Linked DNA regions of Mus musculus: all the other regions are linked to region 1. The links are chromatin loops, found by intact Hi-C in ENCODE. Cell type or tissue: heart. All regions are shown on one strand. Links, peaks and the distances in the headings refer to the core of each region. The heading gives the core; the rest is flanking DNA. Region 1 holds the start of Sdc3 (syndecan 3). Region 2 holds the start of Mecr (mitochondrial trans-2-enoyl-CoA reductase). Region 3 has its middle 7.6 kb from the start of Gm35294. Region 4 has its middle 19 kb from the start of Laptm5.

Region 1 (5,325 bases), core at 120-5,119:
GAGATGCTTGTGAGGACCCCCTGTCCCAAGGTGACCATCCAGTACTGAGGTTACACAATGGTGACGCACGCCTTTGATCTCAGCACTCAAAAGCAGAGTCAGGCAGATCTCTGTTAGCTCAAGGACAGCCTGGCCTACTGAAAGAATTTCAGCCTAGCCTGGGTTACATTGTGACACCGTCTCTATTTATTTAGTTTTACTTTTAATTAATTAATTTATTTTTTAAGGCCAGAGATGGTTGAATAGTTAAGCAAACTTGCAATGCTTTTAGAGGACCTGAATTTGGGGTCTTTGCAGTCACATCAGATCTGATGGCTACCTGTACCTCCAGAGGATCTGATGCCTTCTTCTGGCTTGCAAAGCCACCTTCGTCCAAGTCCCCTCCTCACATACTCATACCTAGACAATGTAAACTTGTTTATTTCTAAAGATCTGGGTCAAGATTCCTGGTTCAAATCCTGGCCCACACACTTCCCACCTGTGAGGCCAGAAGCGAGTTCCTGACCTCTAAGCCCTGGGGTTCTCCAACTGAAGAGTGGGGGGCCCTCAGAGCCAGCAGGTAAGGCCCTCACTGTGGGCTGGGCTCTCTCCAAGGAATTAGTCACTTGGTCCTCACAGCACTGGGTCTGGGAGGAGTCAAAGAGAGCGAGAGGGTGACTGGCTAGGGGGCATGGTGATGAGATGCCCTCTGTAATCTCAGCTTTTCCTACTCCCCAGGGGTTTTGAGGACCCATCTGCTTGACCAAACCCTTGGGAGAGGTAGATGGAGAGATAATCACTCCTGAGTCAAGTCTGGGGTGCACTGGACAGAGTGAGGTGTTGGTGACATTCCCTCCAGCTTTTTTTTTTTTTTGCTGGGGGTGGAGGCTCCAGTAGTTAGAAGACAGTTTCACAGAGGTACAAAGGACTGGGGAAAGACGCCTCAGCCAGCCCGTGGGGATCAGCTGCGTGCTAGGCTGTATCTGAGCATGTCCTTGGCATAGACTGTGGCTCCCTCAGTAACTCTTTAATTCACTCACCAAACACTTCCCAACACATCCTGGGGGTAAGAGCAGAGGCCAAGGTCCAGGTTCCCCTGGCTGGGCTTCGGTGGTAAGATGGTGGGGGTTTTGTGTGTGTGTGTGTGTGTGTGTGTACTCTTAGTTTGCTTTCTACTGCTGTGATAAAATGATCAAGAGCAAGGTGGGGAGGAAAGGGTTAACTTTGTCTTACAGCTCCCAGGTCACCCTCAGTCACTGAGGGAAGTCAGGGCAGGAGCTCAAGGCAGGAACCTGGAGGCAGGAACCGAAGGAGAGAATGTACACTTACAGACTTGTTCCCCAGGGTTTGCTCAGCCTGCTTTTCTTCCCTCCCTCCCTCCCTCCCTCCCTCCCTCCCTCCCTCCCTCCCTCCCTCTCTCCCTTCCTCCTTCCTTCCTTTCTCTCTCTCTCTTCCTCCTTTCCTCCCCCTTCTTCCTTCCTTCCTTCCTTCCTTCCTTCCTTCCTTATTTCTTTTTTATTTTTTTGAGACAAGGTTTCTCTGTGTAGCCTTACCTGTCCTGGAACTCACTCTGTAGACCAGGCAGACCTTAATAAATCAGGAGTATGTCTGCCACTGCCTCTGTCTTTTGACTAGCCAGGATTAAAGTCATGTCACTACCACCTGACTTAAATATTTTATTTATTTATTTATTTATTTATCTATTTATTTCTATGTGTAAGAGTGTTATGCCTGCCTGTATGTTTGTGCACAGCATTTGTGCCTAAGGAGGCCAGAAGAGGGCATCTGACCCACAGGGACTGGAGTTACAGGCAGTTGTGAGTTGCCTTGTGGGTGCTGGGAATTGAACCCAGGCCTTCTAGAAGAGCAGCCAGTGCTCTTAATCACTGAGCCATCTCTCTACCTCCAGCCTGCTTTCTTATACATCTGCAAAGGGATCACACCATTCACAGTGGACTGGGCTCTTCCACATTCTCAATCATTAATCAAGTAAATTCCCCCATCTGTCTATGGGCTAAGCTGATGGAAGCATTTTCTCAACTGAAGTTCCTTCTTCCCGGGTGACTCCAGCGTGTGTCATCTTAACAGCTGCCCAGTTCTTCAGCTCTGAAAAATGGGTTGGTGTCCTGTCAGAGAGAAGGGTGGAGGACAGGCGGCCTGGCTAGAGCCCTGCAGTTGTCCACTGAAAATCTGGACTTTCCCAGTTCCAGGAAAGACAGAAGGACTGGGGTGGGCGTGGTCGGGACTGTTTCTGCCTTTGGAGTCAAGAAGTCTTTGCCCGGTGACCTGCGGCTGGATGAAGGCAGTTTCTGGAGTCTGTTTGGATGAGGGTAGCACAGGGAAGGAGACATTCGTGTTCTGGGGATGTGATAAGGACACACACGGTGGTATAGGCAGGGTGACCTGTGATGTTCCAGGGACTAAATGTGCATCTCAACCCAGTCTGTGACTATACCTATAACAAGCAGCAGGTGGCGCTCCTAGCCCAAGATTCCCCACAAGGCTTCCTGCCGGGATCTCAGTAAAGGGGGTTTGCAGAATGAGGAAGGCAAGGCTGGGCCATGCTCCCTGGCAACCTGGTAGGCTCCTTTGAGCAACACTGTCAGCCTTGCTTGCCTCCCAGCATGGGCAGCTCAGTACTTTGCCCATCAGTCAGATCCAGCTGCCCCAAGGTTTTCTTTGCACCAAGTTGACATGCCACTCCTTGGGTCTCCTTCTTGATTCCAGCTAAACCTTTTTGTTTGTTTGTTTGTTTGTTTGTTTTTTTTTTTTTTTTTCAAGACGGGTTTCTCGGTATATCCCTAGCTGTCCTGAAATTCACTTTGTACACCAGACTGGCCTTGAACTCAGAAATCTGCCTGCCTCTGCCTCCCAAGTGGTGGGATTAAAGGCGTGCACCACCACCGCCCGGCCCAGCTAAACCTTTGAGAGCACCTCAGAACCAGTCCCAACCACATTGATTGAACTCCCAGTACACGAAAAGGAAGAGCTCACAAAAGCTTCCCAGCCTGTCCCCTGACCTGGTACACACAAGGCATTCAATATGTTTGTTGAATGAATAAGTGAAGCCCATATGGTCTTCATTTCCATCAGACATTGGGGAATAGGCTCAGAGAGGTGAAGTTGTACAAACAAGTACCAGAGCCCATGGTTGTCAGAACCAGGATTTGAACCCAAGCACTTGCTTAACCCAAAGCTAGAGTCCCTCAGCTCCTGGCTATGCTAGTGATAAAGCCAGTTCCTGATTCCTAGGCAGGTCAATCTTTTCATGTTGTATTCTTCAAGGCATCTTAGCTTCAAATGCCAAAACGCATCGAATGGGATTGATTTAAAAGACTCTTTGTGAGGGCCTGGGGATGTAGCTCAGTTGGTGGAGCACATGCCCTTCTGCACAAAGCTCTGGGTTCGGTTCTTAGCACAGCACAAATTGGATGTGATGGAGGTAGTAGGAATAGATGTTCAAGGTCATACTCAGCTACATCACAAGTTCAAGGTCAGCCTGAAAGTCCATCTTCCTTAAAAAAAAAGTGTCAACATTTATTTTTATCATTTTTAAAGGATTTATTTTTATTATTCGTGTGTATGTGTGCACACGCGGGCATGCGTGTCACACCTCTGCACATTAATGCAGGTGTCCTTGGAGGCTAAAGGTATTAGATCCTCTGAAGCTGGAGTCACAGGGCGTTGTGTCTAGCCTGGTGTGGGTACCGGGAACTAGTCACTTACATCTTTAAGTAGTATGCTGTATCTCTCACCAGCTCTCCCTCCCCTCTTATATTTGAAAATACAGAGACTCAGTATGTAGCCCAGGCTTTGAGATCCCTCTGCCTCAGCCTCCTAAGTCATGAGTACTGGGGTTACAGGCAGCTACTACTCAGGCTTGGCTCGTTCTCAGCGATCTGTAAGCCACAGAGTGGACGCCCCCCCCCCCCCAGGATGTCTACCGAGGTTAGCTAGGCAAGCCTTGCATACCTGTGATGCCCCAGCCTCTCACTCCCTCTGGGGAACCCATCTCACACTCTGCCTTATATGGTGCGGAGCTTCATGCTCTGGGTTTCTTTCCAAGGACACATGGCCATCAAATGGATAGTGCCGATTGCAGGGACATCAAAGGGTGTCCTGCTCAGCTCACATGCCAACTAACCAACGCCTACCCTTACCAGCCTCCCCGGAGACCCCTTAGTGCAACTGAGCCCCTGTGAATGGGAAACTGGAGACTTCACCAGCGTGTGAGCAGCAGACGCGTGCTGGTGTTCGCCATGCGTGCCTGTAGCTGACCCAAGCCCCTGCTTCCTGAACTCAGGGTGGCTAGGGGCCTGTGTCTCTCAGACAAACAGGCCAAGGAGAAGCTCAGGAGGACCAGGGGGAACCCCGAGTCGGGGTCCTCTGACACCACCCTACTGGGAGCAGAGAGACCCGGGGTGCTGTCTGGAAGAGCAGGTTCTCCCGCGGCTCGCACACGGCGTGCTTCGCGGATCCACAGTAGGGGGGCAGACGTCAACGCCCCTCGCCCCCCCCCCCCTGCGCGGGGGGAAACTGAGGCCGGGGGCGGTGTCGCGTGCCGGTGTCGCCGCGGCCCCGCCCTCCTGCTCGCCCCGCCTGCGCGGGGGGCGGCGGCGGTGGCGGCGGCGGCGGCGACGCTTCCTGCGGGCGCGGCCGCTGTGGGCGCGGAGCCGCGAGCGAGCGAACGAACGAGCGAGGCGGAGCCGGCGGCCGAGGAGCCGAGCGCAGGTCCCGCGCAGCCCGCGCCGCGAACAAAGGCCGCCATGAAGCCCGGGCCGCCGCGCCGCGGGACCGCACAGGGGCAGCGCGTGGACACCGCCACCCATGCGCCCGGGGCCCGCGGGCTGTTGCTGCCACCGCTGCTGCTGCTGCTGCTGGCCGGCCGCGCCGCGGGGGTGAGTGATGGGCCCCAAGAGGGTCCCCAGCGTGTACCCCGCGTGTCTTTGCGTGTCCCCTCGTCGCGCGTGCCGCGCTGGGTGTGTCCCGGTCTCATGGGGTCCCCTCCCCGCCGGGAAGCGTGTGCGTCCGGTATCCGCTGGGGTCGCCTTCTCCCCACCCCCACTCCATCCCAAGCTGCCTGCAGGGCCTTGGGGGCATTGGAGGAGGAGGGGGTGGGTCGATGAAGGTGACCCGCGAGGGTGAATGAGGGTGACCCTGTGTGTGTGTGTCTGCTTCTAAGAAGGGTGCGTGGGCACCTGTGGGTGTGGGCACGGGAGAGGCTCTGTCCATATGGCTGGATGGCATCCGCATCCCGCTCCACACTAGGGTGACCCATTCTGCACGCTGTGTTCCACCATGGCCAAGGCTGTGTGACTGTGGGTGAGGGGGTGTGTGCTTTGACCC
Region 2 (5,325 bases), core at 205-5,204, 1.1 Mb after region 1:
ATAGAGAAAAGCCCTGGCTTGGAGTGGCTGCCCCAAATCTAGGGAGAAGGATAGGGTACCACAGTCAGTGCCAGGTCAGGAAGAAATTCAATTACCTGCAACTCATGGAATATTTATGATGCCTATCCTGTGTTAGGCCCCATATTGAGTGCTGGCATCCCGGAGATGAAATTTTGCCTGGAGGGGGAAGTGGACATATAAATAACTACAAGATAGTATCCTAAAGGCCATAACATTAGCCCAGAGAAATTACAAAGGCATTGGGGTTTGCTCAATAGAACAATATGTGAACCTGGAATTCCCCTGGAAGGTTAGACAGGAAAATTCATTTCAGTCGATCGAAACCTGAATAAAAGCGTAAGACAAGGAAGAGCTGGTGAGGGCGGAGTTGGGTGTAGTTGGGTCGCTGGCTATGTACAGTGCAAAAGATAAAGCCAGAAAGAGGGTAGGCATCAAAGTGCATATGGTCTTGAATGCAAAGCTAAGGCCAATAGGCTTAAACCCCTTCACCGGTTGTTCTCAAACTGTGTGACTGCCAGATGGCCTAGACCAAAGGGAAAGGTGAAAGGGTGTGGAGGGAGATGAAATCCAGCCTTAAGGAGGAAAACTTTCCAGCCTGATTCTCCAGACTTTCCTAGTTGGCTGCCTGGGGAGGAGGAGGAGCCAGTGGGCGGTGGGGGTGAGGGGATAAAGAGGAACATCCCAGTGTCACCTAGAGGATGCAGCAGAGGGACCTTGTGAACTTTCTGGCACAAGTATGCCTCCCTGTCACTGTGGAAATAGGTGTTCACGTGAGTGCACACCTATTGTGAGAACAGACTTTTCCCCTACTGGTAGGTATCAGATTTCTCTAATAAATGCAGTTATTGAGTCAAACCCCAGTGTTTTACAAAGTGATAGCTCTCATTTCATCCTCACACCATATTCCTGGAATCGTTTTAGAACGTTCCATATGTCAAACAGTGTGCTAAGTGGTTCAAGTGGTACTCGCTCCCTCGGTCTTCAAGACAACCTTGGGACTATTAGTCTCTTGATTATTGTTGAGCTTTTTTTGTCTTTGCCTTGTTAGAGATCAAACCCAGGACCTCACACGTGCTACCACTGAGTGTGCTCTACCACTGAGCTACCTCCCTAGCTCAGTTCCCTTCATTTTAACCATGAGGGAAACAGAGGCACAGAGAAGCCAAGTGACGAATTCAAAACCAAACATCCAGGAAATGGCAGAACCAGGATGCAAATCTAGATTTGCCTGAGTCCAGTTCCCAAAACCTTAATCTCTATGCTTTGGTGGGCTCTCCTCCTCAGAGAAAAATTTGTTTCCCACGGCAAGCTTTGGGTCAATCATCTTTGTCTTTCAAACGCTCTCTGATACTTATTTCCTGGGCTACCACATCACCGGACTCTGGGGAACGTCTAAGAATGTATACCTTTGGATCGTGTACCTCTCTCCATGTTTCTAAATCAGGAGTCCTAAAATGGAACCTCATCTGATTTCCATGCACGCAGTTTGGGAATGGAAGGACTGCCTCCTGCAGCACTTCCTTGCTCCCTTTCTTCAGCCTGCAACAGTGCACACTTGCATGTACACAAATGTTCCACGGACGGGTTATTTATGCTGATGTTTCTTTTCCACCAAAACTAAGAACCTGCGTCTTTCCAGGTTAATACCTTTTACAAAGAATTTTCATTTCCCACCCAATCTCTTTGTATGCTGTGAGCATTTTAAACGACATCTTCCTTCATGGGACCCCTCTCATAGCTGAACAGCTTGATGGTTTTACAATGTATTATCCTGTCAACCTTAACATTGTTCTAATGTTTTGTTTTTATTTTTCCTTAACATTGTTCTAATGTTTTGTTTTTATTTTTCTTCCCAAGACAGATTTTCTCTGTGTAGCCCTGACTGTCCTGGAACTCACTTTGTAGACCAGGCTGGCCTCGAACTCAGAAATCCGCCTGCCTCTGCCTCCCAAGTGCTGGGATTAAAGGCGTGCGCCACCACCACCCGGCTTCTTCTAATGTTTTATCCATTCCTCACAACCGTCTGAAATGAGGTATATCATTTTCATGGCATCAATGAGAAATAGGCTCCAAGTTGCGCTCACTTGCCCAAGCTAGGAAAGAGCTGCTAGGATTTGAGCCTGGTATTCCTGGTATGTTAACTCTGGGTAAAGAAGTCCCCAAGTCTTGGTAGAGCATGCCTCTAATCACAGCACTTGGGAAGCAGAAGCAAGCGGATCTCTGAATTTGAGGCCAGCCTGGTCTACAGAGGGACAGCCTGGAACACACAAAGAAACCTGTCTCGAAAAACTGATGATGGTGGTGATGCTGGGCTGATAAAGTCTTTGTGTTGTTCTGGGGGAACTGAAGATGAAATGATACTTTAAAAAGTCTGGCACAGTGGTATCTCAATAAAGAGTGCAAAGGGGATACTGAGGCCAGAATGTAAATGACTTCCCGGAAACACCACGCGACAAGCAGCAGTCACAGCTTTAAGCCAGTTCTGAACTCTCTTCATGGGTAGGCTGCTTTGGCTAGCTGTGCAACTTCTCCAGGTCTCTGAATACCTTACGTAGCCCACCCTCAATCCTCACACCAGTCCGGGAGAAACCCTACACCAATACCTGGGCAGAGAGCGAGCGGCCTCTTTTAAAGAAGGGGGCGCGGTCACGAGCGGGGCGGGGCTCAGGCTTGCTGTCGCGGACGAATGACGTAGTCCAGAGCGCCGGATTCTGCCAGTGCTGGAAGCAGCATGTTGGTCAGCCAGCGAGTGACAGGGGCGCGAGCCCGGGCACCTCAGCTTGCGGGTCTCCTCGAGGCTTGGTACCGCCACGGCCGGACCACATCCTCCTACTCCGCTCTCTCTGAGCCGTCACGGGTGCGGGCGCTGGTCTATGGCAACCATGGGGATCCAGCCAAGGTCGTCCAGTAAGAGTCGGCGCCGCCACCGGGGAGGGAGCTGGGGTTCCTGGAGGGTTTTGAGGCGGGCGGCGGACTGCCAGGAGAGGACAGGGTCCGAGGAAGAGGGTTCTGCTGTCCTACAGATGCCGAGACCCCAGGGCGTGCTTGCTGACCCGACACCGGTGCTTTCCGGCGGCCAAGGACCCGCGAGGCACCGGTGCCAGAGTTTACTGACCCATATTGGTTTGAAGATTGTGGCAGTCACTCCTTTGTCTCAGTGGATGCTTCCGACTATTTGTCACAGCAACAGTCTGGGGGTATTTATTGCATTTTTTTTTCAGATGAGAAAAGCGAGGCATAAGAAAGTTAAAATTAACATTTGCCCCAAGTCACCCAGCCAGTGAGAATAGAAATTTGAACATACGGTCTGACAGCCTACCTAGATTCTACACCTGTTTTTAAATAGGAGATTATTGTTTGCCTTTCACAGAGGCCGAGGGGCTTGTCTAAAATGATACGGCTAATTAGTGATTGGAATAGGTGCCGGAATTCACCTGTTTCTCATGCGAGTTCCCTTCCACCAAGCCATGTGTGCATCTTGGCCTAATTATGACGAGTTGTTTAAACCCAGCTTGATGGCATGTGCCGTTAATCCCAGCACTAGTGAGGCAGAGGCCCGCAGATCTCTGTGAGTTCAAGGCCAGTCTAGTCTACATAGTCAGTTCCAGGATAGCCAGGACTATAGAGAGAGACCCTGTCTCAAAACAAACAAGCAAAAAGGAGTTGTTTCATAATCCCAGGATGCTGAGGTAAAAGGGTTATGAGTTTGAGACCAACATGGGTTGCATAATGAGCCTTTGTCTCAAAATACACACTCACAGTAAAAATACATAAAAATTTAAAAAAAAATCTTCAAATACAGTTTAGGGGATGCGCATGGTGTGTGCCTGTAGTCCCAGCACTTGCTAAGGGAGGAAGATTGTGAATGTAATGCTAGCCTGAACTACATATTGAGACCCTGCCTCAAAAACAAACAAAAAGTGGACAAGTTGGGCTTACCAACATGCATCTTATTATTATTATTTCTTCCCTTCTTAAGGTCTCCCTGTATGGTCCCAGCTAGCCTAGAACATGTTGAGTAGCCTTGGCTGACCTGGAGTTTCTAGTGATCCTTCTACCTCTGCCACCCCCAGCCCCCAGCACTGGGGCTGAAGTTGCCTGCTTCTAATGGGGGAGGGAGCTCCTTTGGTTATATGTATGTATGTTTGTTTGTTTGAGATTGGGTCTTTGTAGCCCTGGATGGCCTGCCTCTGCCTCCTAAATGCTGGGATTAAAGGCTTGCAACTCCAAACCTACCCACCCCATCCCCCTTTTTAAACAGAGGCTGGGCTCTTAACTTCCAAGTGCTGAGATTGCAGGTGTGTTCCCCACTGTTCCTGCTCCCCTTCCTTTCTCTCCCCTCAGACAAGGTGTTCCTGTGTTGCCCAGGCTGATCTGGAATTTGTGGCCTCTCTTCCCCCCCCCCCCAGGTTCTCAAGGAATTTGAATTATTGTTGATATTCTTTTACATTGTTCTAGAGTGGGTGTGGCCAGAGGGCCCATGCCCCTGAGTTTATCCGAAGCTCCTCTCTGACTGTCAAAGCACCTAGCCGGTACATGAACCATTACAGTAATTCTGTCTGCTGTGAATCAAGGAGTTATAAAGGCACCACAGGGGAAACTTCCGGGGCTTTTTGGTGGAGTGACATTTGTTCATTCTTATCCCTGTATGGTATATTTGTGATGTGGCCCAGAGAACGAAGTGACCTTGCCAAACCCTCAGCTAAGCCAAGTTAGGGCAAAGAGCTGACTCTAGATTCCCTAATTCCCAGATTGGTGCTTTCACCTTAGCCCTACTCCAGACAACCTTAACAGCTCTTTTGACTGGTAAGATATGTGTAATTAGTTGGTAGCTCACATGCGGAAATTATGAATTAAGATCCAACAGAATTTTATAAGAGGATATTATAGACATAGAGGTTCAGAGGTTGACTAATTTGTCTAAGATCAAACATCTCATATTTGATTTTAAGAGAGGGAGGGAGGGAGGGAGGGAGGGAGAGAGAGAGAGAGAGAGAGAGAGAGAGAGAGAGCGCGCTAGCTCTCAGGAGTCAGTTCTCTCCTGCCGTCTTTAGCGAACAGGTGATGGAGCTCAGGTATCAGGTCTGGGCATCAGTACCTCCGACTGCTGAGCTGACCCATCAGCCATAAGTTGTATTTTGCTCATAGGGAATCAATCATGTCAGGATAGACACTTCCCTGGAGATTTTGCTGCAGTGAGGTGATAAAGTCCTTATGAGCAGGCCTCCATTTTCAGAAATGAACTCAAACTGAGAGCAGTGAGGTGGTGCTCCCAAAGGCTCATCATTTGTGTCCCTCGCCAGC
Region 3 (5,325 bases), core at 250-5,249, 88 kb after region 1:
AGGTCGGACTCTGGATCGGTACTGAGCTCCACTCCCAACACTAACTGTCAAGTTCATCTCCCCAGGGAACTTGCGTCAGGCTGATACGCTTTATTTAATAGCCCACAAAATCACTCTGTCTCAGGGCTCAGGGCCACTGGGCTGTCCCTGCCATGGTCTTTCAGATCCTGTATAATACCTGGGCTCTCAGACAGCTCAGCTCTGAAGAGTGGCCTTGGCTGCCGAGGGCATGGGGGAGGGGCGCGACTTCTCAGAAATCCAATAAGTCAAGTGACTCAGTGTGTGGACATCCCCTCCCCACCCCAGCCTCACTCTAGTCCCAGCTGACCGACCGACTCACCGTGGTGGTCACAGTCACCTCCACCACTGCCCTGCCTCAGCCCCTCTTCCTGGGGACAGAAGTGTTTGCAATTAATTCCTCTCTGCTCCCTCCTTCATCCTGGCTCCCACCTCAGACACAGCCTCTTCAGTCTCCACCTCTGGTCCACCCACTGCACAGCTTCTCGAGACTCTGCCCCAGCCCCCGTCTTTCTAAACTTTGCCCACACAGTGTTTTCTCACAGGCAGATTGGATTCTGTCCCTCTTCTGCCCATGGCTTCACAATAGTAAGACTTGCCTTCCCATCTGTGCGTCCTCAAACTGACGCAGACACAGCCCAGGGCATCATCGAGTGTGCCCAGAGGCCCCTGAGGTTCTGAACTTCTTTGCCACTGCCCGGAGTGACTCCCACCTCTAATCTCATGTCTCCTCCCATTTAGTCTCCCCTTGGCACCATTTCTGGGAATTTCCCCGATTCCCATGGGTTGATGGTCCTTCCCCGAATCAGCAAGAGTCTCCTTGGGTGACAGTTACCTAAATAACTGTCTCTTCTTCGCATCTTCCTTGAGAACCTATAATGATACCCAGATGGGCTCTGTTCTGTGCTGGGTGCTGCCACCGGCTTTACCTGCTTGATCTCCACTTTCCATACAATCCCTGATCCCATTTACGTGATGAACAGGAGTGCAGACAGGCTTGGTCCAGCAGGCTAGCAGTCTGGAAGTCTCCTAAATGGATGGATGAGCAGGAGAATAAACGAATACATGAGAGATCTCCCTTGGCTAAATCACAGCCTTAGGAGATTGACAGGAGAGAAACCTATAGTTGATCTGTGACCCCAGCACTATTATCCCACTTTACAGATGTTAAGACTGAGGTTTGACTCTATGAAGCCCAGAGAAAGGTGGTGGCAAGGAGAGGGTTTCTGTTAGTCACGGCTTGTATTAAGACAAAGATCTGAGGATAAGTTATTTCTGGGGAGAGGAGGAATCCCTTTTATTCAGCAAAGCTGCCTTCTGGTGCCTGGGGCTGTGGCCTTGACTCTGTTGGGAGCCTGTCAGGTCAGCAGCTTTTGCGGGTGAACCTAGCTGAGGTTCAGCCCAGAGAGCCTCTTCAGAACATACTAAATTGGTGGTCCTTACCCTTCCCAATGCTGCTGCCCTTTAAAACAGTTCTTCCTGTTGTGGACCCCCAACCATAAAATTATTTCATTGCTCCTCCATGACTGTAATCTTGCTAGTGTTATGAATAGTAATGTACACATGGCTGGAATCTCAGCCTTTGCAAATGTGTGCTTCTGGGTTTGAATTCTGCTTTGCGGCCTGATGGCTGAGTGGCACTGGGCAACAGTTTAATTTCTTAGGACCTCCTGCAAGTGGGAACAGGGGGCTTCTTAGCAGGTCTGTGGGAGGTCTCTCTCTCTCTGTCTCTCTGTCTCTCTGTCTGTCTGTCTCTCTCTCTGTTACACACACACACACACACACACACACACACACACACACACGAGTGCCTTACCAGCATTCACTTATGGGACTTGGGTTAGGTTAAGAATTAGGCCAGAACACTTCCAGCCAAGCACCAGGACTTTGCCACATTTCTCCACTTCTTGGGGTCACCCAGAGACTCATAGGTGGGGCCTGGTGCATAGCTAAATGAAGGGGGAAGGCGACTGGATTTGGAACCCTGCTGCACCTACCCATACATAGCCTGCAACCTTGGGCCCCCTTAAAATCCTAGTTTCCCCTTCTGTACTTTGGGTAATACCACCAAGCCCAACAGACCTAAAAGAGTCAAGTCAGATCATGAGGTGGCCGGTCCTTAGACTCAACGAGTGCTGTATATTTTTCAAATTGCACTGAGCTTGCTGGCTAAGCCTATTTTTCCAACTACTAGGGTGGCCAAGCTGGGATGATCCTAAGTTCAAAGCTTGCCTGAGCTTTAAGTAAGACCCTGTCTCAAAATAAAACAATGTAAAAAAGGGAGGCCTGAGGCTATAACTCAGTGTTAGAATGCTTGCCTGGCCATTAAAAAAAAAAAATTGTCTTCTCCCGGGATGTCTGCATTGAATTATTTGTTTCTGAACGGTGTGGGTGGCTGGTAGCTGGGTTTCTCTACCCATCAGTCACTCATCCACCCAGGCATTTCTCCCCGTAGAGGAGCAGGCTGGCATCGAAAAGGCATGGAGTTCTGGGTAAGGCAGCTAGTGAAGAATGTGCAGGAGAGGCCCGACCAGAAGTGAGCCGGTTCGCTCCGTTTGCAGCCTGACAGGGCTCCAGTGTATGCGAAGGTGTAGAAGCCTGCTCTGTGCGTGGCGCGAGGGGCGGGGGGGCGGGGAGCTGTGTCTTAATGGGAGGCTGCTGGAGGAAGGGTTGTTTCCAGCCGCCTCCTGAACCCACTGCTGGCTCTCTGGCAAATGAAACATGCCCGCCCCCTGCTGGACATCAGGCTAACCTCACGTTTGTATTCAAAGACGGCAAGGGAAATGACATATCCGGAAAGGTGGATTTAACAATGGCTCTAGGAAGCTCTGTGTGGGTCTGGGGACTTGTACAGGGCAGGAATTTGCAGCTGTGACTCCGTGACTGAGCCCTGGCAGTGCCTGGGGAGGGGGAACCTCTCCTCTGGGAGAATCCTGGCAGCTAGCCCCAGCTTGCAGGAGGCAGGGTCGGATAGGAGGCTGTAGAGAGCAGAGGGGGTTTCAAATTCCCAGCCCCTTGCCTCATCTGGCAGGCTTGGTTCTGGGATTTCCTGTTTTGTCCCAGATCAGCCCCAGGGGGTAACATGATAGCCATGAAAAAGAACTCAAAAATATATTCACTAGTCTCTCTCTGTGTGTGTGTGTGTATGTATGTGTATAGTGCATGTGTCCATGTGTGTGTGTGTCTGTGTCTTGACATCCATCAGCAGCTGCCCTGGGCTGGTGACATCACTTAGCTAACACTTTGTTGTTCCTTTAAAGCAGTGACCCTGCCCCCACATCCCCAGATTGCCACTGTGAACTTGTTCTGCCTTCCCCAGCATCAGGTTGTGGTAGAGGTGGAGTGGGGCCACAAAACGCAGGTCAATGGTTGGAAGGAGAGGTGGGTGGACTCAGACAGAGTTCCCTAAGGCTGGAGCAGGACAGTGGAAAAGCTGTTTGGTGAGGGGCAGGTTACCTGAGCCTTTAGCTAAGGGGGGTGGCACCCCTCAGTGTCCCGAGGACCCTGGTAGGCCACAGCTGTGTGATGCTGGGCACTTGTGGCTCTTGTCAGTCTGACCTCCTCTTTCCCTCTGTCTTTCTTCCTGGCTGAGCTACAGTGCACAGGCATGTGCATGTGCACATGTGTGCATAGGCACCCAGCTCCACGTGCTCTGCATGTTCATGCCTGCAAGCTAGAAGCCAGGATTGCTAGAGACAGGGACCCGGTTGGCTTGACTCTCCCAGAAAGGGGTTTATCAGCACTGGAAATTGACATGGGGGCTTTGCTCTTCTTGTATCCTCTTCTCGCTCTGGCCATGCTGGCCTTAGGTGGCCTTCCATGTTCAAAAGTCACCAGACTTCTCCCTGTGGTGGAGGCTCCTTCCTGTGATCGTGCCTTCTCTGCTTGGAATATCTCATCCAGGTGCTGATAGGTGGGAACCTGCTGTGTGATGTCATCTTCCAGGGGCTCCTCCCCTGGTTACTTCCACTAATGCCTCCAGGTCCTGGCTAACTCGCCGATGTAGCCCTCTTCCTGGGCCTGCTCCTTTTAGAATCCTACCTCTCTCTCAGACTAAGCTCTGGAGTGGAGACTTCATCTCTTGTATTCCCTACTGTGCCTCTGGGACTACAACAGTAGTTGTAGTGCACACAATAGGCTGTCAATAGCTATGTGTAGGCTTGGCAGAGGCTTCTGCTATGGGACAGTTTGAGGTTAGACCATTCTAACTTGAACTTGGGTTGGAATCCCAAATCCCAGCTATATCACTCATGGCTCCCCATTTTTGAGTCTCTGTTTGATGCACCTGCCCTGGGGGGTGGGGGCTGGAGGTGGGGGCTGGGGGATGAGGGCTGGGGTTTGGGGGCTAAATAGATTGATACCCAGCTGACTTGGAGGGCTAAGTGAGGTCCTGCACATCCGTTGGCATGTGGGAGGTAGCATCTGGCATCCCCAAGTGGTAACAGAAGGGCAGGACATGTGTTCAGATCCTCACTTCTTTAAACTAATTTTACCATTACTACCATCAAGGCATGGGTACAGGTGGGGTAGGGGTTGGGGATAGGGGTGGGATTATTGTCCCACTTGACAGATGGAAACACTGAGAAATAAGACAAATGTCCAGTATTACCCTCATCTTTCCAGCCAGGGTTGTAGGGTCAAGAGACTTGGGTTCTGGCCAGCCTCCTGGGCATTGCTCAGGATGATGAACTGAGAGCCCTAGGTCCCAGCTCTGTCCTGGCTCACTGTGGCCCTGAAGATCCATGACCCCTGAGAAACTCAATTTTTTTCCTCATTTTTCAAGGAGGTCCAAGTGCAGGCCCCAGGGAGATAAAACACCACCACATGGACCAGACATGGTGGCACAAGCTTGCAATCCCAGTAGTATGTGGGCCAAGGCAGGAGGATCTAAAGTTCAAGATTGTCTTTGGTTAATAGTAAGTTTAAGGCCAGCCTAGGCTGCAAGAGACTGTGGCTCAAAATCAGCCAAACCAAACAGCCAAACAGCCAACCAACCAACCAATCATCCATCCATCCATCCATCCATCCATCCATCCATCCATCCATCCATCCATCTATCCATCCAATCAACCAACCAGACAGTCAACCAACCAGTTAGCCAGCCAACCAACCAGCCAGCCAGCCAGCCAGCCAGCCAGCCACCCAAGCAACCAGCCAGCCAGCCAACCAACCAACCAACCAACCAACCAACCAACTAACCAGCCACCCACCCAACCAGCCAGCCAGCCAGCCAGCCAGCCAGCCAACCAACCAACCAACCAACCAACCAATTAGCCAGCCAGCCAGCCAGCCAGAATGAGGTCCAGG
Region 4 (5,325 bases), core at 204-5,203, 100 kb after region 1:
AGCTGACCACAGCTCAGGTGATGTCACCCTCCAAGACACTTAGCCATTTATGATGGCTTTAGGAGCTTCTCAGAGAGATGGCCCATTACCTGGAGAGTTTCTTCAATCCACATATAAAGGAAGGGGTCCACAATGGTGGAATGTCCATCTGTGCAGGTGCGAGGAGGGGAGACGTGAAATGTTGGGGTGTGTGTGGGTCAGCTCCCGTGTGCCCAGTCAGCCAGCTGCTGGAATCCCCAAGGCTTTGCTCTCCATTAAAGGGCTGGCAGTCAGTGACTCTTAGCTTCACCTCTGTTCAGAGTCTCCATCCCGTTTTCCTTTCCAGGCGGGAGGAGAGAGCCAGGTCAGGGTGTCTCCTTCCCTAAGACCAGTTGAGTAAGCCCTGTGTGTGTTCTTAGTCCTGGATGGGAAAGCCGGGGTCTTCGGTACCTTTTCAGCCTCCTTCAAGGTGGGTCTGTGTTCTGTGGCCATGTTTTAGATGTAGAAATGGAGGAACCTTGTGACTTATTATTGTGCACCTCCAAACACCCAAAGTCACACGGCTCCTAATCCAAAAAGGGCCTAAGCCATATCTCAGCTGCCTCCAGGAAGGGCCGCAAGGACGCTCTAGAGTGTCCATTCTCCATGGACCCACTATGGGCTGACTTTGCCTGATAAGGACCCTGTCCTTAATCAATGGCCTTCAGCAGGTCTGTGAGCCATGACCACAGCTATGTCACGGTTTCTAAATATGCCCCGGAGGGGGCAGAGGCTTCGGGGCACCCACATTGAAGCTTGACATGCTCAGGAGGGATGCAGACGACCTTGGGTGCTTTATCGCCAACGCATGCCTCAGTTTCCCCATACCACAGCGGCATTGGGTACATGTGGGTGCCGTTGTCACCTTCTCAGTCTCTCTTTGCCTTCCTTCACATGGGCTTCCATCTGGGCTGAGCTCCCTGCAGGGTAGAGGAAAGGACAGATGTAGGCATGCATGCTGTGTCTCGTTTCAGCTGTGTCTGGGAGCCATCTATTCCCGGGGCCCCACTTCTGGAACAAGGGCTCCGGTTCTAAGCGCTTGCCTAGTTTGACAACCCACATTGCCAGGAAGAGTACTCTCGGGCACACCTTTTTAATCTTCTCTACCACAGTTTAAAAGCAGAGACCTGCTGCCCTCTGGTGGCCGTTCCTTGGTATTGCCTGGCCCCGGTGGCCAAATCCTCTCGCCTGGACAAATCCTGTTTTCTTTCCTTGCTTGGGGGAAGGTAGGTAGAAGTAAGCTCCTGAAAGCCTGCTATCGCTCCTGCGCCTTCCAAGCCAAGGCCCTGGTTGGGACTTCCTTTCTTGTTTGGTGGAAACCTTTGTTCCTCGGAACTCAGCATGGTCATCCCTGCGTGAGAGCCCACACTGATGGGTGTGATCTGCTCAGCTTCAATCTGTTCTGATATTGTCAACTTGACAGAATCTGGAATTGTCTGAGAGATGGACTTCTGGGTCTCTCCGTGTGGAGAGCTATCTTGATTATGTTAATTAATGAGGTAAGACACATCTTAATTATGATGGGACCACTGGAAGGGCAGGGGACCCTGAACTGTACAAGATGGAGACAGCAAGCTAAGCTCTGGCATCCGTTCTGTCTCTGTGGTGCGATGCTTCTTGACTGAGGATGCAATGTGGTGTCTTGCCTCCATGGGTTGTAAGCTGGAACTTCGAGCTAAATAACACCTTTGTCCCTCAGTTTACATTTGTCAGAGTATTTTTTATCATAGCAACAGGGAAAGTGTCTAGAGACACTGCCCTTCTACAGACGTCCAAAGCCAGGTGTGGTGGCTCATGCATTTAATCTCAGCCCTCAGGAGGCAGAGGCAGGCAGATCTCTGTGAGTTTGAGGCCAGCCTGGTTTACAAAGCTAGTCCAGGACTCCAAGACAGCCAGGGTTGCTTTCTGAAAAACCCTGTCTGGGAAAACAAAACCAACCAACCAAACAAACAAATGAAGGACTCCTAGGGTCTCTGGTTCCAAGGGAAAGTATATAACAGTTCTACTCGAAAGATCCTTTGTTTTCTTAGAAGACTGTTACTAGCCTGAGTTCAATACTTCCCCCACCCCCTTTGAGTCAGGGTCTCATGTAGTCCAGGCTGCCCTTAAACTCAATATGTAGCGTAGGTTAACCTCTTGCTTTCTTCTCCTGTGTGCTGTGGACACCATGCCCTGTGGATACCACTACATTGTGTTGGGGATTGGACACTGAGCTTGGTGTGCTGTGTGTCCTAATGGCTCTCTGTTCCTGTGGTGAAGCCTCTACCCAAAGCAGCATGGGCAAGAAAGGGTTTATTTGGTTTACAAGTCACCGTCCATCAGTCAGGGAAGCCAAGGCAGGAGCTCAAGGGAGGACCCTGGAGGCAGGAACTGAAGCACAGACCATGGAGGAGTGCAGCTCACTGGCTTGCTCTTCATGCATCACTCTGCCACTTTCCTTACGCACCGCCTAGGTGTGGTGCCGCCCACAGTGGGCTAGGTTCTCCTACATCTATCAACAATCAGGAAAATGCCTCCCAGACTTGCCTGCAGGCAATTTCTCAGTTGACGGTTCCCTTTCCCCTGGTGTGTAGGTCTGTGTCAGGCTGACAAAAAAATGTGACACTAGGTGGCACTCGTTCAACTGAGTCAGGGCCCTAGACCCCCAGGTCCTAAATAACAGGCTCTAGATTACCAGGGTCCCAGGTCCTCAGGCCCCCAGGTCTCCAGGTCCCCAGGTCCCCAGCCTACCAGGTCCCCAGGTCCCCAGGTCCCCAGGTCTCTAGGTCCCCAGGCTTCCAGTCCCAAGCCCCCCAGGTCCCCAGAACTGTTTTACTGATTTTTAGTTAAAAAATGTTAGTAACAAGATGTATAACCTGAGAATATCCATTTATCTGTCGTTCACGCATAGTTGAGCAGCATCCAGCACGCTCTCCTCGTTGGGAGACTGTCACCAGTCTGCATCCCCAGAACACCTCACACGCCTACCCACTTCCTGGCAGCCATTGCTTCTGCTCTGTCTCTGTGAGTGTCCACTCTGGGGACTTCATGACTGGAGTCACGTAGTGCATTTAGTTTGCTTAAACCTCAAGGCTTATCTGTGTTGTAAGAGGATGCCAGAACCTCCTATATGTTTACGTGTGTGTGTGTGTGTGTGTGTGTGTGTGTGTGTGTGCATGCAGAAGCGAGAGGAGAGGAGATGTTTGACACCTTTGTCTGTAGTTCTCCATCTTCTTATGTTTTATGACTTTGCAGTGCTCGTGCATTTTAACTTTTTCTTAATAAACATTTAAAATGTTTAGTTAAATATTATTATTAATATTTATTTATTTATTTATGTTTTTTTTTTTCGAGACAGGGTTTCTCTGTGTAGCCCTGGCTGTCCTGGAACTCACTCTGTAGACCAGGCTGGCCTCGAACTCAGAAATCCACCTGCCTCTGCCTCGCAAGTGCTTATTTATATATTTTATGTGAGTACACTGTCGCTGTCTTCAGACACACCAGATGAGGGAGGGCATCGGATCCCATTACTGTGAGCCACCACATAGTTGCTGGGAATTGAATTTAGGACCTCTGGAAGAGGAGTCAGTGCTCTTAACCACTGAGCCATCTCTCCAGCCCTAGCTAAAATATCATTACATCATTTCTCTCTTCTCTTTCCTCCCTCCAACTCCTCCTACATTCCCTTGCTTCAACCTCTCCTATGGCCCCGCCCCACTCTCTCAGATTCATGGCTTTTCCCCCTTTGATGATTATTGTTATATACATACATGATTTCAGGGATGAGCACCTGGGATTGTATGGCTATTGTGGGCTCGTCCTTGGGGAGGAGTGATTTCCCCATCTCAGCAACTGTTCATCATTCTTCGTCTGGGGGAGGGGCCCTGTGAGATTTCCCTTCCATGTCAGCGTGCTTGCTGGTGTTGTCTTTGTTCCCGTCTTGCTTAGGCAGCCATGTTGGTGAGATACCTTGGGTGTAACTGCCCTGCTATTTCTAGGAGACACAATCTCACAGCAGACTTCCCGGCCCTCTGACTCTTCCAGTCTTTCCGCCATCTTCTGAGATGTCCTCTGAGTCGTAGGTACAGACATTGTGTTGTTCTCTATCATTTGGCCACTTGGTTTTCTGTTCCGGTCTCTACTTGCTCCCAAGAGTATCTTTGATGAGGGTAGAGCACAGCTGCCAGGGGAAGACGGCTCAGAGCCTCTGTCCTTGTCTTAGATTCTGAGATAGAGATGCTCGCTGCACCCGGAGCTCACTGATTGGCTAGGAGAGCTGGCCAGAGCTCACTGATTGGTTAGGAGAGCTGGCCAAGGAGCCCCTGGGATCTTCTTGGTCCCACTCTTCAGAGCCAGGATTATAGGAGCCTCTATTTTGGGCTTTTCTATGTGGATGCCAGGGATCCAAGCACCTTACCGACCGAGCCACCTCTCCGTTCTTGCTTTCTTGATTTTATGACTAAATAACCACTCCATGAGCATGTCTGTACCCATCCTGTTAGTTTGTCTGTCGCTCAATGGAGACTGGGTGACTCCCATTCCTGGAACTATTGTGAATAATGCTTCTGTAAACCCCAGGCTTGAACAAAACCAGTTGAGCTCTTGTTTCTGCTTCCCCTGGGTGTGTCCTGGGAAAGGGCTCTGCTGGGTTGTTCTGTGTTAGTGTTTCTGAGGCTCACCAGCAGCTGGGCCAGCTCATGTTCCTGCCAGCAACATGCACGTCACCGACTGCTCCTGTCTCCTTTTGCTTCTTCTCCCTTTTCTGCTTCTTTAAAAAAGATCACAACACAGTAGCCATCCTAATGGATGGGAAGTAGCGTCGTATTCTGGTTTTGTTCACATTTCTCAGTGATTAACGAGGGTGTGTGTTTTCTCAAGAGCATATTGATCTTTGTTACTGTTTTAGAATTAACACCTATTCTTCCCTGCTAACATCACCATCAGCACCACCACCATCATCAGCACCACCACCACCATCATCACCACTATCATCACCATCACCACCACTACCATCATCACCATCATTACTATCACCATCATCATCACCAACATCATCACCATCATCACCACTATCATCACCATCATCACCACTACCATCATCACCATCATTACTATCATCATCATCACCACCATCACCATCATCACCACCATCACCACCATCATCACCAGAACCACCAGCACCACCAGCACCACTGTCACCATCACCATAACCATAACCACCACCATCACCATGACCACCTTGCCTTTCCCTAGGATTTATCAGGTGCCTGGGTGAGGTTCTGTATATGGCCAGCAGGGGGAGAACTTGATCTAGGATGGGCATCTGTG

What was found. Peaks named below come from ENCODE experiments on the same cell type or tissue, not always from the same donor. Only the 100,000 strongest peaks of a DNase experiment are listed, where the experiment ranks them.
Region 2: a loop joins it to region 1, with 2.3 times the contacts of the local background. A loop is called at or near these places in 11 of 42 quality-filtered maps.
Region 3: it touches region 1 in a loop (9-fold over the local background); 41 of 42 quality-filtered maps call a loop at or near these places.
Region 4: it touches region 1 in a loop (5-fold over the local background); 19 of 42 quality-filtered maps call a loop at or near these places.

What each region holds. Positions count from the first base shown.
Region 1 is chr4:130,787,926-130,793,250 of GRCm38, forward strand. It overlaps Sdc3 (syndecan 3), which reads left to right and starts at 4,612. Exons shown (of 5, transcript NM_011520.3): 1 at 4,612-4,877. The coding sequence starts at 4,746. Gm12972 (a long non-coding RNA gene) reads left to right here. Exons shown (of 4, transcript XR_001784548.2): 4 at 1-78. In heart, for the core only: a CTCF peak has its summit at 2,443 (motif pointing right); DNase peaks (open chromatin) are centred at 2,446, 4,246, 4,416 and 5,066; H3K4me3 peaks cover 1,143 bases; H3K27ac peaks cover 1,217 bases.
Region 2 is chr4:131,840,751-131,846,075 of GRCm38, forward strand. It overlaps Mecr (mitochondrial trans-2-enoyl-CoA reductase), which reads left to right and starts at 2,721. Exons shown (of 10, transcript NM_025297.2): 1 at 2,721-2,928. The coding sequence starts at 2,753. In heart, for the core only: no CTCF peak of the experiment used is centred there; a DNase peak (open chromatin) is centred at 2,761; H3K4me3 peaks cover 1,619 bases; H3K27ac peaks cover 1,158 bases; H3K27me3 peaks cover 1,477 bases.
Region 3 is chr4:130,875,992-130,881,316 of GRCm38, forward strand. No RefSeq gene overlaps it. Among named protein-coding and RNA genes, the nearest start is that of Gm35294, 7.6 kb to the left of the region's middle. In heart, for the core only: a CTCF peak has its summit at 2,772 (motif pointing left); a DNase peak (open chromatin) is centred at 2,800; H3K4me3 peaks cover 569 bases; H3K27ac peaks cover 1,093 bases; H3K27me3 peaks cover 1,353 bases.
Region 4 is chr4:130,891,275-130,896,599 of GRCm38, forward strand. No RefSeq gene overlaps it. Among named protein-coding and RNA genes, the nearest start is that of Laptm5, 19 kb to the right of the region's middle. In heart, for the core only: a CTCF peak has its summit at 2,609 (motif pointing right); DNase peaks (open chromatin) are centred at 857, 1,137 and 4,679.